Regions from separate parts of the Homo sapiens genome. Here region 2 is linked to region 1. A link is an interaction called in ENCODE POLR2A ChIA-PET data of the cell type or tissue named here. Cell type or tissue: PC-9. All regions are shown on one strand. Each heading gives the region's core, and the rest is flanking DNA. Links, peaks and the distances in the headings are about the cores only. Region 1 overlaps TOX2 (TOX high mobility group box family member 2). Region 2 overlaps LOC101927200 (a long non-coding RNA gene).

Region 1 (6,370 bases), core at 2,546-5,045:
GTACAAGACAAGCCTGGGCAACACAGGGAAACCCCATCTCTTAAAAAAAAAAAAAAATCAAAAATTAGCCAGACATGGTGGTGTGTGTCTGTGATCCCAGCTACTCAGGAGGCTGAGGCAGGAGGATTGCTTGAATCAGGAAGGTAGAGGCTGCAGGGAGCCATGATTGCACCGCTGCACTCCAGCCTGGGCAACAGAGCAAGACTCTTTCTCAAAAAAAAGTCGACCTAGTGGAAGCATGCAGGGCACAGCCAATGTACTGGCTAGAGTTAATCTGCTTCTCAGAGGAGGGATACAGAAGCAGAAGGTAAGAAGGTGTCAAGTTCACAAGGCAGACAAAAAGGGAGTGGTTGGGGGTCTTGTGTGCACAGGGACAGGGGCCTCAGGTCTGGGGCTCCCAAAGGAGAAGAGGAGTCCTGTGGGATGGGGTAGCGACCATCTCAGGCTGATCCTTCAGTCTTAGAATCTCGGCTTACGGCCCCATAATTTGCTGTTACCCTGTGCTTCTGACGAAGGTCCAGTTCTCCCGGGCCAGTTGCTACCAGTGCTGCAAATGTCTGAGTCTGTCTACCTGCTCACACTCTGTCCTCCTATGATCTCAAAGAATGGGCTTTGCTGATCCATCCCTTCCCCGGCATATGCACACCCCTCTCCCCCATAAGCAGTGGGAGGAATTTTGCGTTCTGGTCACAAGACGTCCCTGATACCTCCCCTGTCCTAGGCCCCCTTTCTTTTCCCTGTTGCATTTTGTTCCTGGTTCTTCTTAGGCCCTTGGTGCACAATTGCCCATGAAGCACCCCAGGATGAGGCGTCGTGCGATTCAGGAAAACCTAGAGTCTTTCTGATCACAGGCTGGGACTGTCATCATGCCAGAGGGTCCGCTTCAAGGCCTGTCCCAATGGGAGGTGCACAGGGTAGGAAAGAACCAGGAACCACAGGCAGAGGTGTCGGTCCTCGAGTTCCTCTGGGGGGAAAAAGTCTGCAACCATCCTCAGTGTGATGAAATCCTCAAGGCAAACAGAAACACAAGTGCATCCTATGTGTCCTAAAACAACTGAGAATTCAGGGCTCAACTGAGGATGACCACAGCCTAGTGTTCTGGGCTGGCATTAGAAGCCCCTGGAGGCGTGGTTAGGCATGGGCTGCTGGGCCCAGCCGAGTCTCCCAGTCACCAGGTCTAGGGAGGGGCCTGAGAATCTGCATCTCTAACAGGTCCCCAGGCAATGCTGCTGCTGCTGGCCTTAGGATCACGTTTCCAGAAGCAGCTCAGCAGTAGTCTGTCTTGCTGGATCCCCTGCTGGGAGTGTGGCTGCCAAAGGCACACACCTGCCCCTTTCTCGAGAACTGCCCTTGGCCAAGAGGGGCCATCTTTTTATTTTTATTTTTATTTTTAATTTTACTTTAAGTTCCGGGTTATATGTGCAGAACGTGCAGGTTTGTTACATAGGTATACATGTGCCATGGTGGTTTGCTGCACCTATCAACCTGTCATCTAGGTTTTGAGCCCCGCATGCATTAGGTATTTGTCCTAATGCTCTCCCTCCCTTGGGGGGCCGTCTTACGTAGGAAGTTATGCAGGAGCTCCACCTACTTCTGGCCTGTGACCCATGACTGATTCACAGTTCACACTGGGGAACAAATGCCAGCAACTCCGTGGCCTAATCCACGCTGCAGTGCTGCCTGTGGGACCAGGCAGACCTCCCTCTAGCGCGGCTCCAGATAGCATCTCTAATGTCTCATTTACTCTTCACAACAACCCTGGGAGGAAACTGTGGCACAGAGAGGTTAAACAGCTTGGCTGAGGTCGCACAGCTGGTTACATGTGCAGCTGATGCTGCCTGACCTTGGAGCCCTACCTCCTAATCCCGGGGCTCTCCTGAGCCGGCTGTGATCCACACCCTCCAGAGACTTGAATCTCTTGAGGAGCTCATTCATGAAATGCTTTAGAAGCCCCCTCTCCCTTGATCCTTTCCACAACTCCCTGGGGTGATTTAGGTTTTGTCCATTCAACAGGTGAAGAAAGTGAGGCCGGAAGGAAAGTGACTTGTCTCCCACAATCTCTTAGTGGTGGCAGAGACAGGAAGTTAAACCCAGGCTTCCTGACTCGCGGTCTTGTTATCAGTTTCCGGGATGACAGGAAGAACTAACCATGCTTAGTTAGTTAGTTAGAGATTCCTCAGGGCTCCAGCATCCCAGTCCCACAGCTCTGCCCAACACACACACCCTATGACAGGTTCTGACTACTCACCTGATATTCCTTCCCTTTTTCCTTGCTACCAGGAGTTTGGAGACAGAGCCATTAAACCAACACTTTTGCCCTCCTAACCCTGTCTCAGCTGAGAGCTTTGACCAACACCCACACTCGATAGGGAGACAGGGGCAAGGGTCCCACCTTTGCCCACCATCCCAGCTCAGAGGCCTGGGCCAAGGATAGGGTGAGGGATGTTTTTGTGTTGAGGACATAAAGCACTTGGGGTCAAAAGAATCAGGGTCCCATCCTGTCTTCACCACTTCCTAGCTGTGTGTCTTTGGACAAGCCACCTTCCCTTTAGGTCTTGGGAACACATCTGTAAATGAGCAGAATTCTATCTCCCTTAAAGTCAACAGGAGGGTTAGAAGATATGAAGCAGACTGCTGTGTAAGACAGAAGATGCTATAGGGTCCCCATGTAACTTAGTCTCCAAAAATGATGTTTGAGGTGTTTACAGAGGCATTTATTTTTCATTCATTCATTCATTCATTCATTTTTCAGTCAGTCAGTCAGTCAGTCAGTCAGTCAACAAACCTTTTTCAGACACCTGCTACATGCCACACATGAAGCAAAGCATCAGAAATATTCATTGGCACGTTTGATTCCCACACTCTGTGGAGTAGACAGCATCAGCTCCATCTTACTTGAGGCTCTGAGAGAGACAGTAATTCACCCAAGGTCACCCACTGGGGTAGAACAGGCACCCAGGACCCCAGACTCCCAGTTAAGTGCTACTGCTTGGGCAAGCAGCTGCCACCACCATAGCCCGGGCCCCAGCCCAACACAGCTGCTGAGCTTAAATCTCTGATGGGGCGCGCTTGTCCTGGAAACGCTCCCAGCCTCCAGTCTTCCATAGTCCCCCGACACTCTCTCCTGGAGCTTTAATATTTAGATGAGCTGTATTTGTCTTGCTGCCTTTTATAAAGGCTCCGAGTTCTAAATGGACAAAGCCACAAGATGAGAGAAAGAGAGCTCATGAGACTGACTTTTTATTATCCAGGCAGAGCAGGGGGAAAATGACTCCAATAAATCTCAAGTTTTATGTGCTCCAGACATTCTGCGGAGCCAAAGATGGCTTCTCAGCAATGCCGACGGTACATTAAAAGCTCATTTTCCCAAACATGGTCCTGAATATGCACTCGGAGGAAAGAGCCATTACACCCAGTAATATCGAGGCTGCAGCTGACGAATGTCGCTGCGATTTTCCCTTAATTCTCCCTCATGACTCAGGAGCAGCTCTCAGAGTTCATACCCTGTTAGGCTTGGCATGCTGCCTGGAGTGGAAGTTAAACACCTGGCCCTTGCACTCAGCCTCGAGTGCTCTGATTAGGAGCCCAGCAGGGGATGGAAAGGGTGGGTACCAGAGGGCAGCTGAGCAACCATAAAACATCACAAATTGTTTTATGAATTTCAGCGGAAGGGGTGGTGATCAGGTCTGAACAGGGAGGTCCATGCACATATGAAATTTCTTCCTCTCAGGCTTTCCCACTGTCCTCTGGCCCCCAAGGCTACCCCCTCCAGGAAGCCTTCGGTGCCGGGACAGTCCCCTGAGCTCAGCACTTCTTCCATTTCTTGTTCCAAGCTGCAAGTGCCTCACACTTCATGTTGAGATTATTTATGAATATGAATAGCTCAACTCAGAGCTGGGCAGATAAAGTGGGTCTCCATCTTGTCCCGCTCACTGCCTTGCTCATTCACTCATTCATTTTGGAAGGCTACATGGGCTAGATATGGAGAGCCCAGGCTGGGGAGTCGGGCTGCCTGGGTTCAATTCCTGGCACCATCATTTTGATAACTGTGTAGCCAAGTCATTTACCCCTCTGTGCCTCTGTTTTCTCATCTGTAAAATGGCAACAATAACAGTACCTCCTTCTCAGGGTCAAGGATTAAGTGAGATTATAAATAGAAAGGGTTTAAGTAGGTGCCAGTTCCATAGTAACTGCTAAATAAATGTTACATGACAGTTATAAATAATTCACCCATTCCTTTAGGAAAAGTTCACTGAGAGGATACAAGGTCAAATAAGGTGTGGTTCTTGACCTCCAAAGGCCAAGGTGAAGCATCTGGCCCCATGGGCATGAGCAGTGCTGCAAGGGGCTGGCCATCGTGATGTTCTTGGGGATGCTCCACATGTCACTGAGCTGCCCACGTCAGCTCTCGCCTGGCACAGAGGTGGTGAAGCCGAAATAACAGCCCCAGGGAAAGCCGGGTTGACACCAAGCTGAAATCACGGCCACTGTTCCCTGCCCGCCACTCCTAGACGGTGAGCACCCCAGAGCATCTTTCAATCGTCCACAGCTTAGGTCCCTACTCAGCGGACAACAAAGATTCACCCCATACTCATACTCAGCCAGGCGGGTGCAGGAAGAACTGGGCTTAGAGTCAGAGGCCCAGGTTCAAGTCCCAGCTCTATCCTTTTTCTGGCTATGTGACCCTGGACAAGTAATTCCCTTCTCCCATTCATTCAGTAATTAATAAACAGACATTGAAGGTCACCTGCTAACCAGGCCCTTTGCTAGATTCTGGGGCCAGAGAAAGACACAAGGCCCAGGCCCAGCCTTCAGGCCATCCCAGGCTGGTGGCCCCTGGTAAATGCACAACCACATATTGCCATGAATTCAGACTGATCCCACCTTAATTTACATTTCTGATATGTTGTTCATCATGGTTTTCTGTGTTAATCTTGCCTTTTCAAAATATTTCGTTAAAACACTATTTTTATCTTGATGACTTTTTGGACACACCTTTAAATTTTATGGTTGAGGCACGCATCTCACATGCCTCACCCTCGTTCCAGCCCAGAGCATCCAGGCAGCCTCTGTGAGAAGATAACTTCTGAACTGGGTCCTCATACAGGAATAGGAGTTCACTGGGTGGACAAGGTGGAACAGCCTTCTCAGCAGAGCGAACAGCAGGCGGAGGCTCTCAACCAGGGGTGATTTTGCTCCCAGGGGATGTTTGGCAAGGTCTAGAGACATTTTTCGTTTTTATTTTGACTAGGGTAGTGCTACTAGAGGCCAGGAATAGTGAGTAGAGGCCAGGAATGCTGCTAGACATCCTACAAGGCACAGGACACCCCCAATAACAGAGAATCATCCCACCCAAAATGTCAGTGGTGCCGAGGTTGGGAACCCCTGCGCTAAAGAACACAGGTGGGAAACACCATGGTTTAAGATGCTACTTCAGGCCAGGCATAGTGGCTCACGTCTGTAATCCTGGCACTTTGGGAGGCTGAGGCAGGCAGATTGCATGAGCTCAGGAGTTCGAGACCAGCTTGGGCAACATGGTGAAATCCTGTCTCTACTAAAAATAAAAAAGATGCTACCTCAGCCTGATCCCTTGGCCTCTCTAAGCCTCAGTTTCTGCATCTGAAAAATAGGCACCCTAATGGTTCCTACCTTAAAGGGTGCTGGGAGAAGGGAACGGCACCAAGGCTCTGCAGAGCAGGTGCTCAGTGAATATCTGTGCCCCATCCTCTCCCAGTGTGAACGCATCCCAAACTGCAGAGCAAACGGTTCTCAAAAGAGACAGTGTCCCTGGTTCCAAAGAAAACTGGGACATGGAAAAGAACATGTTTTGTTCCTTTCCGACCTTTCTTGTAGGGAAAACCATGAATCTTATCTCGTCAACAAACGTGATCCTGTTCACAGAAAACCAGCCTGCGTGTTAGCTTATCACTGGCCTGAGTTTTAACAGGGAGTGAATTTTTATGACCGAGTTGTAAACCTTTGCAAAAACCATTTTTAAACTAAAGAACGCCGACAGATTCTTAACTACTGTAGCTGCTAAATTAAGCATGAGGGATGGGATGGGGGGTTTACGAAAGAAAAGTAAAAGTGCCCTAAAAGAGTTAGTGGAGGTAAAATAATGTTCATTAAAAACAGAAAAACAAACACATACAAAAAAATCTTTTGTGTTCAACTTCACACTCGTACATCATAATGTTCCAGTAAAAGGCCATTTCCCCCTGAGATAATAAAAGAATTGAATTTTTCCTTATCGGTCATCTATTTTTCTAGCCGAAGCTATTACTCCCGCTCTGGGGTTGCTAGGCAACAAGAAATATTAATAGCAGCTTTTATTAGCTTAGCTTTTGCAGCCGAGTACCAGAATGAGAAA
Region 2 (6,370 bases), core at 1,503-4,002, 240 kb after region 1:
CTGTGCAACAAGAGCAAAATTCCATCTTGAAAAAAAAAGCAAAAAACGCCCTGGCTACAAAGTTTCTACAAGTTAAAAATATTAGTCTAAAGTTTGAATGGAAAATAAAAGAGGTTAAATAATAAAGAAAATTTTCAAAAATATAAATAATGGATTTCATCTACCAGATATAAAATGGGTTGTAAAATTATAATAATTAAAGCAGTGTCAAAGAATAGACATAGCTATGAAAGAATAAGCCTGAAAACCATCCCGAGTCTACACAGGAATTTAGTATTGATTAAAGTGGCACTTAAATTAATGGAGAATTTCAGCCAGGCACGGTGGCTTATGCCTGTAATCCCAGCACTTTGGGAGACCGAGGAAAGCAGATCACTTGAGGTCAGGAGTTCAAGACCAGCCTGGCCAAAATGGTGAAACCCTGTCTCTACTAAAAATACAAAAATTAGCCGAGTATGGTAGCACGCACCTGTAGTCCAGCTACTCTGGAAGCTGAGGCAGGAGAATCGCTTGAACTCGGGAGGCAGAGGTGGCAGTGAGCCAAGATCGTGCCACTGCACTCCAGCATGGGCAACAAAGGGAGACTCCATCTAAAATAATTAATTAATTAGGCCGGGTGTAGTGGCTCACGCCTGTAATCCCAGCACTTTGGGAGGCCGAGGCGGCCAGATCACAAGGTCAGGAGATCGAGACCATCCTGGCTAACACGGTGAAACCCTGTCTCTAGTAAAAATACAAAAAATTAGCTGGGTGCCGTGGGGGCGCCTGTAGTCCCAGCTACTCAGGAGGCTGAGGCAGGAGAATGGTGTGAACCTGGGAGGCGGAGCTTGCAGTGAGCCAAGATTGCGCCACTGCAGTCCTGCCTGGGCGAAAGAGCAAGGCTCAATCTCAAAAAAAATAATAATAATAATAATTAATTAATTACTGGGGAATTTTCTGGGGTGCTCAATAAATAATGCAGGAACAATTCGTTAACAATTTGGGGCAGGAAAAAGTTCAGCGTTTCATACCATATATCAAAATAAATTTCAACCGGGCGTGGTGACTCACGCCTCTAATCCCAGCACTTTGGGAGGCCAAGGCGGGCAGATCACTTGAGGCCAGGAGTCTGAGACCAGCCTGGCCAACCTGGCAAAACCCCATCTCTACAAAAAGTACAAAAAATTAGCTGGGCATAGTGGCGCACACATGTAGTCTCAGCTAAGTGGGAGGCTGAGGCAGGAGAATCGCTTGAACCCAGGAGGCAGAGGTTGCAGTGAGCTGAGATCATGCCACTGCACTCCAGCCTGGGTGACAGAGCAAGACTCTGTCTCAAAAATAATAATAATAAAATAAAATAAAATAAATTTCAAATCAATCAAAGAGCTATTATTTTAATGAAGCCATGAAAAACTAGGATAAAATATAGATTAATATTTTTTCTGATATCAAGAGAAGTATGACTTTTCAAGCAAGAGGAGAAAAAGACAAAAGGAAAGACTCAAAAAAGAAAAACTGATATATTGACTATAGTCATCTGCCTACCTTCTGTGTATCAGGAAGCACCACAAACAAAATTAAAATTCAAAAAATACTATTTGTCATATAATGAAGAACATAAGATCTAAAATTTCTTCTCCATCAATATGAAGAGGACAACACCCTACTCCCGTTTTTTAAATGGACAAAAGACACGACCTTGCAATCCACAGGAGTTAAAATAGGAATGACCAAAAGGCATTATGAAGTTAATCATGGCTGCTCTGCCTACAGAGTAGCCATTTTCTTTTCTTTTTTTTTTTTTTTTTTTAAACGGAGTCTCGCTCTGTCACCAGGCTGGAGTGCAATGGCAAGATCTTGGCTCACTGCAACCTCCACCTCCTGGGCTCAAGCGATTCTCCTGCCTCAGCCTCCCGAGTAGCTGGGACTACAAGCGTGCGCCACCATGCCCAGCTAATTTTTGTATTTTTAGTGGAGACGGGGTTTCATCATGTTGGCCAGGATGGTCTTGATCTCTTGACCTCATGATCTGCCCACCTCAGCCTCCCAAAGTGCTGGGATTACAGATGTGAACCACTGCACCCTGCCTCCTTTACTTTCTTAATAAACTTGCTTTCGTTTTCCTCTGTGGACTCACCCTGAATTCTTTCTTGCACCAGATCCAGGAACCCTCCTTTGGAGTCTAGATCAGAATCCCTTTCCAGTAACCTCTTCCTAGCAAACCTCAAAGGGACAATACTGGAGAGAACCCTGACCCAAAGGAAATAGACTGCAGCACCAATTGGTCGACTTTGGATATCACCTTTTGTTGAAATTTTGGAGTTATGAATGGCCCTCAGCATACCAATGCTGTCTGACTGAGCGCCTCTCTACCCTGGAGACGAGAGACCCTAATAGTTAAGCAGGAATATCGTGGCCCCTATTCAGCCTAAAGAAGCTGCAGAAGATGTACCTTCGTCCCTCTGCAACCCTTAGGATTAAGAATCCCCTTGCAATGGCTGAGCGCAGTGGCTCACACCTGTAATCCCAGCACTTTGGGAGGCCAAGGCAGGTGGGACACCTGAGGTGGGGAGTTCAAGACCAGCCTGACCAACATAGAGAAACCCCGTCTCTACTAAAAATACAAAATCAGCTGGGCGTGGTGGCGCATGCCTGTAATCCCAGCTACTCGGGAGGCTGAGGCAGGAGAATCACTTGAACCTGGGAGGTGGAGGTTGCAGTGAGGTGAGATCGGGCCATTGCGCTCCAGCCGGGGCAACAAGAGTGAAACTCTGTCTCAAAAAAAAAAAAAAAAAAAAAAAATCGCCTTGTAAAATGGAGGGGGTTCCAACCAGAGCGACTCCATCTTGAATAGGAGCTGGGTAAAATGAGGCTGAGACCTGCTGGGCCGCATTCCCAGGAGGTTAGACATTCTTAGTCACAGGATGAGATAGGAGGTTGGCACAAGATACAGGCCACAAAGAGCGGCTGATAAACAGGATGTGGTAAAGAACTAGCTGAAACCCACCAAAAGCAAGAGGGGGATGAAAGTGGCCTCTGGTCATCCTCACTGCTCATTATATGCAAATTATAATATATTAGCATGCTAAAAGACACTCCCACCAACACCATGACAGTTTACAAATGCCATGGCAACATCCAAAAGTTACCCTATATGGTCTAAAAAGAGGAGTAATCCTCGGTTCCAGGAATTGCCTGCCCCTTTCCCGGAAAACTCATGAATAATTCACCTCTTATTTAGCATATGATCAAGAAATAACCATAAAAATAACCAACCAGCAGCCCTCGAGGCTACCCTGCCTATGGAGTAGCCATTCCTTTATTCTTTTACTTTCTTAATAAACTTGATTTCGCTTTAAAAAAAAAAAAAAAGAAGAAGAAGTAGTTAATTGCTACCAGGTACAGTGGCTCATGCCTGTAATCCCAGCAGTATGGGAGGCAGAAACAGGAGGATCCCTTGAGGCCAGGGGTTTGAGACCAGCCTGGCCAATATGGCAGAACCCCATTTTTTACAGAAAAAAAAAAATAGCTGGGTGTGGTGGTGCACGCTTGTAGTCCCAGCTACTCGGGAGACAGGATGCAGGGACCTGGGTTGCAGTGACCACAGTACTTCAACTTGGGTGACAGAGCAAAGTTAATACCATTGGAAATCTACATTACACAGATTAAAATATTGAGATACCATCATTCACCTATCAAATTGGCATTTAAATTAATCTCCAGCATTTGAGAAGGGGCCCCGTGAGGAAAGACCATCCAGAGAGGCCTTTGGGTAGCAACACTTAAGAGCATGGGCTTTGCAATAAGCCTGACTCAGTTAAAAAAAAACCAGCCCCACCACCTGTTAGCTTTGTGGCCCACAGAATGTTATTTCACATCTTTGAGCCTCAGTTCAGATGCCTCTGAAAGTGGCAGTAACTGCAAGGGTAACCAAGATGCTGCATGTAACCACTTAGCAGAACACCTCGTGTAAGTCAGGGCTCAGTAGACTCAGCAACTGTCACTCTTGCCAACGAACATGTGTGCATGGAATGGTGTATTAGTCTGTTTTCACACTGTATAAAGAAATACCCAAAACTGGGTAATTTATAAAGGTAAGAGGTTTAACTGACTCACAGTTTCCCATGGCTGGGGAGGCCTCAGGAAACTTACAATCATGGCAGAAGGGGAAGCAAGCACCTTCTTCACATGGCGGCAGGAGAGAGAATGCTTCAAAGGGGGAACTTCCAAGCACTTTTAAAACCATCAGCTCTCGCGAGAACTCCCTCCTATCACTGGAACAGCATGGGGGAAGCCATCCCTGTGATCCAATCACTTCCTACAGGTCCCTCCCTCAACATGTGGGGATCATGGGGATTACAATTCGAGATGAGATTTGGGTGGTGACACAGAGCCAAACCATATCACATGGTGATACTTTGAAAGTCCTTTTAACACATGTTCTCAAGTGGATGTCCCTGCAGGCCAGGGTCCTATCAGAAAGGGCTGAAGGAGGTCATGTGGTTAAAGTTCTTAGCTGTGCCTGACATCCAGTAAGTGTGCAATACCTTCTAGCAATTACAGGCAAATTGGAACAGGTAATGGAGGCTCAGAGAGATGATGGGATGAGGCCAAAGTTGCATTGGTAAATGGTGAAGCATGGCTTTGATCCACATTTGCCTAGTTCTAAATCTCTTTCCCCCATAACGTGTTTAGGATCCTGGCAAGGTCTTAGGTTCTTCTGAGAAGTGGATCCAGCTCCCAGTCTTGAAATGAAGTCAGCAATACAACCAGTGCTGGATCATGTGCAAAGGCTGGGGAGTTAACCTTCCTGGGTTCAAATCCTGGCTCTACCACTTTCCAGCTGTGTGTCCTTGGCAAGCTACCCAACCTCACTGAGTCTCAGTTTCCCCATCTGTAATACGAGGATGATATTAATATTACCTAACAGAGCTCTTGTAAGGATTAACTGAGATGATCAATGTAAAAGGCTAAGCACAATGCTTCAAAACATTAAATAAATGTCGTTGTTGTTTTATCACCACATTAATTTAGGCACCAGTGTCACTTTGCCATGCCCCCTTCCTTCAATATGTTGGTGCAAGTTCCTTAAGCCTAACTGCTCGGGCAAGCCTTCTGCATTGCACAGCTCCAAGGGCACTGTTCATATCTATTCCATTTGAATGGTGTCCTATGGACTTGTGCAGTGCACAACCTATACTCCTGTACATAGCATACTCAGAGCAAACTATGGGGCTACATAGAGGATCTGGATGTCAGAGTCTCTAGTGGGAAAGCATGAGCACCATGAGGTCAACAGAAGTGTCCCGGTTCTGGTGTCCTCCATCTTAAAGCTAGAGTCCAAGCTACTCCCAAAAGTCTGGGGGATATGCCTCACTGCCAGAAGGAGGAGACAGTGAGAAATGGTAGGTGCCCTCAATACAGGAATGCAGCTTGGGAAGCTGGACTGCTGGGTAGAGAAACAGGACTTGGGCAAGCAGTGGTCTCTGGTGTAATTCAGGATCTCCGAGTAGATGCAACTCAGAGTCAAGGGAGAGGATCTATGTATTCTGGTCATGGAAGACAACACATCAGATACTAGTTGCTGCTTCAGAGCATATACTACTATGTCCTGCACAAGAGTAGCCCAGCATTAAAGGTGGCAGAGCTGAGTCTTCAGTGGGCCACTTCATCCTTCTACTAAGCTAGCCACTTCATGTCTGCATGGTAAAAATAGCAAATTCCGTGAGCACAAGCCCATTTCCTCACTGCACTTGCTGTGGCCCAAGGGAACACTGTGGCTATGAAGACACATTTCACAAGTTCATGGATGGTGATGCTGCCAGGCCATAATGGAAATGAAAATCCAGGACATGTGTCTATTCTGGTAAGAACAAATTGTTTCCCCTCCATAGCAAATGGGGACCTATTAATCAACCAGCCACCAGATCCCCTCAGTGTGCTATGGCACCTCATTGAGGACTTGGTGAAGACATCTGCTGCTGGAACATCCAGCACTGAGCAGAGGGGACAGCCCAGGAAGTCTTAGTGTCGGATACATGCATACTGCTGTGGCAACATGGTGGTAAGTCTCTTGAACAATGGGCTGACCAGGGAATGAGGAGGATGGACACCCATGGGGCAAGTTATGTTGTCTACCAAGTACCTACATGGTAGACACTTAATTAACATTTACTGAATGAATATATTAACCTGATCATTGAGAGGCATAGGGGCAGGACCTGGACTAGAGTGAAATGAGTCAAGCACTTGCCTTGAGCAAAAAATTTAAAGGAAGGTGCTCAAAATCTCAGTCATCAAGATAAACAATATTTTGCCAAAATAATTTTTAAAATAAAAATTAATGCCAAGATGACTAAAATCTCAAAATAGTACATTGAAGCAGGATGTG

Evidence for each region. ChIA-PET counts read pairs that join two places held together with the same protein. Peaks named below come from ENCODE experiments on the same cell type or tissue, not always from the same donor. Only the 100,000 strongest peaks of a DNase experiment are listed, where the experiment ranks them.
Region 2: POLR2A ChIA-PET joins it to region 1 with 26 read pairs; 3 of 35 experiments call an interaction of 5 or more read pairs at or near these places.

The regions. Positions count from the first base shown.
Region 1 is chr20:44,015,490-44,021,859 of GRCh38, reverse strand. All of the region lies in intron 3 of TOX2 (TOX high mobility group box family member 2), which reads right to left. Among named protein-coding and RNA genes, the nearest start is that of TOX2, 100 kb to the right of the region's middle. In PC-9, for the core only: no CTCF peak of the experiment used is centred there; a DNase peak (open chromatin) is centred at 3,519; H3K4me3 peaks cover 321 bases; H3K27ac peaks cover 1,314 bases.
Region 2 is chr20:43,778,929-43,785,298 of GRCh38, reverse strand. The region is part of intron 1 of LOC101927200 (a long non-coding RNA gene); the gene reads right to left. Among named protein-coding and RNA genes, the nearest start is that of GTSF1L, 55 kb to the right of the region's middle. In PC-9, for the core only: no CTCF peak of the experiment used is centred there; a DNase peak (open chromatin) is centred at 2,938; H3K27ac peaks cover 1,509 bases.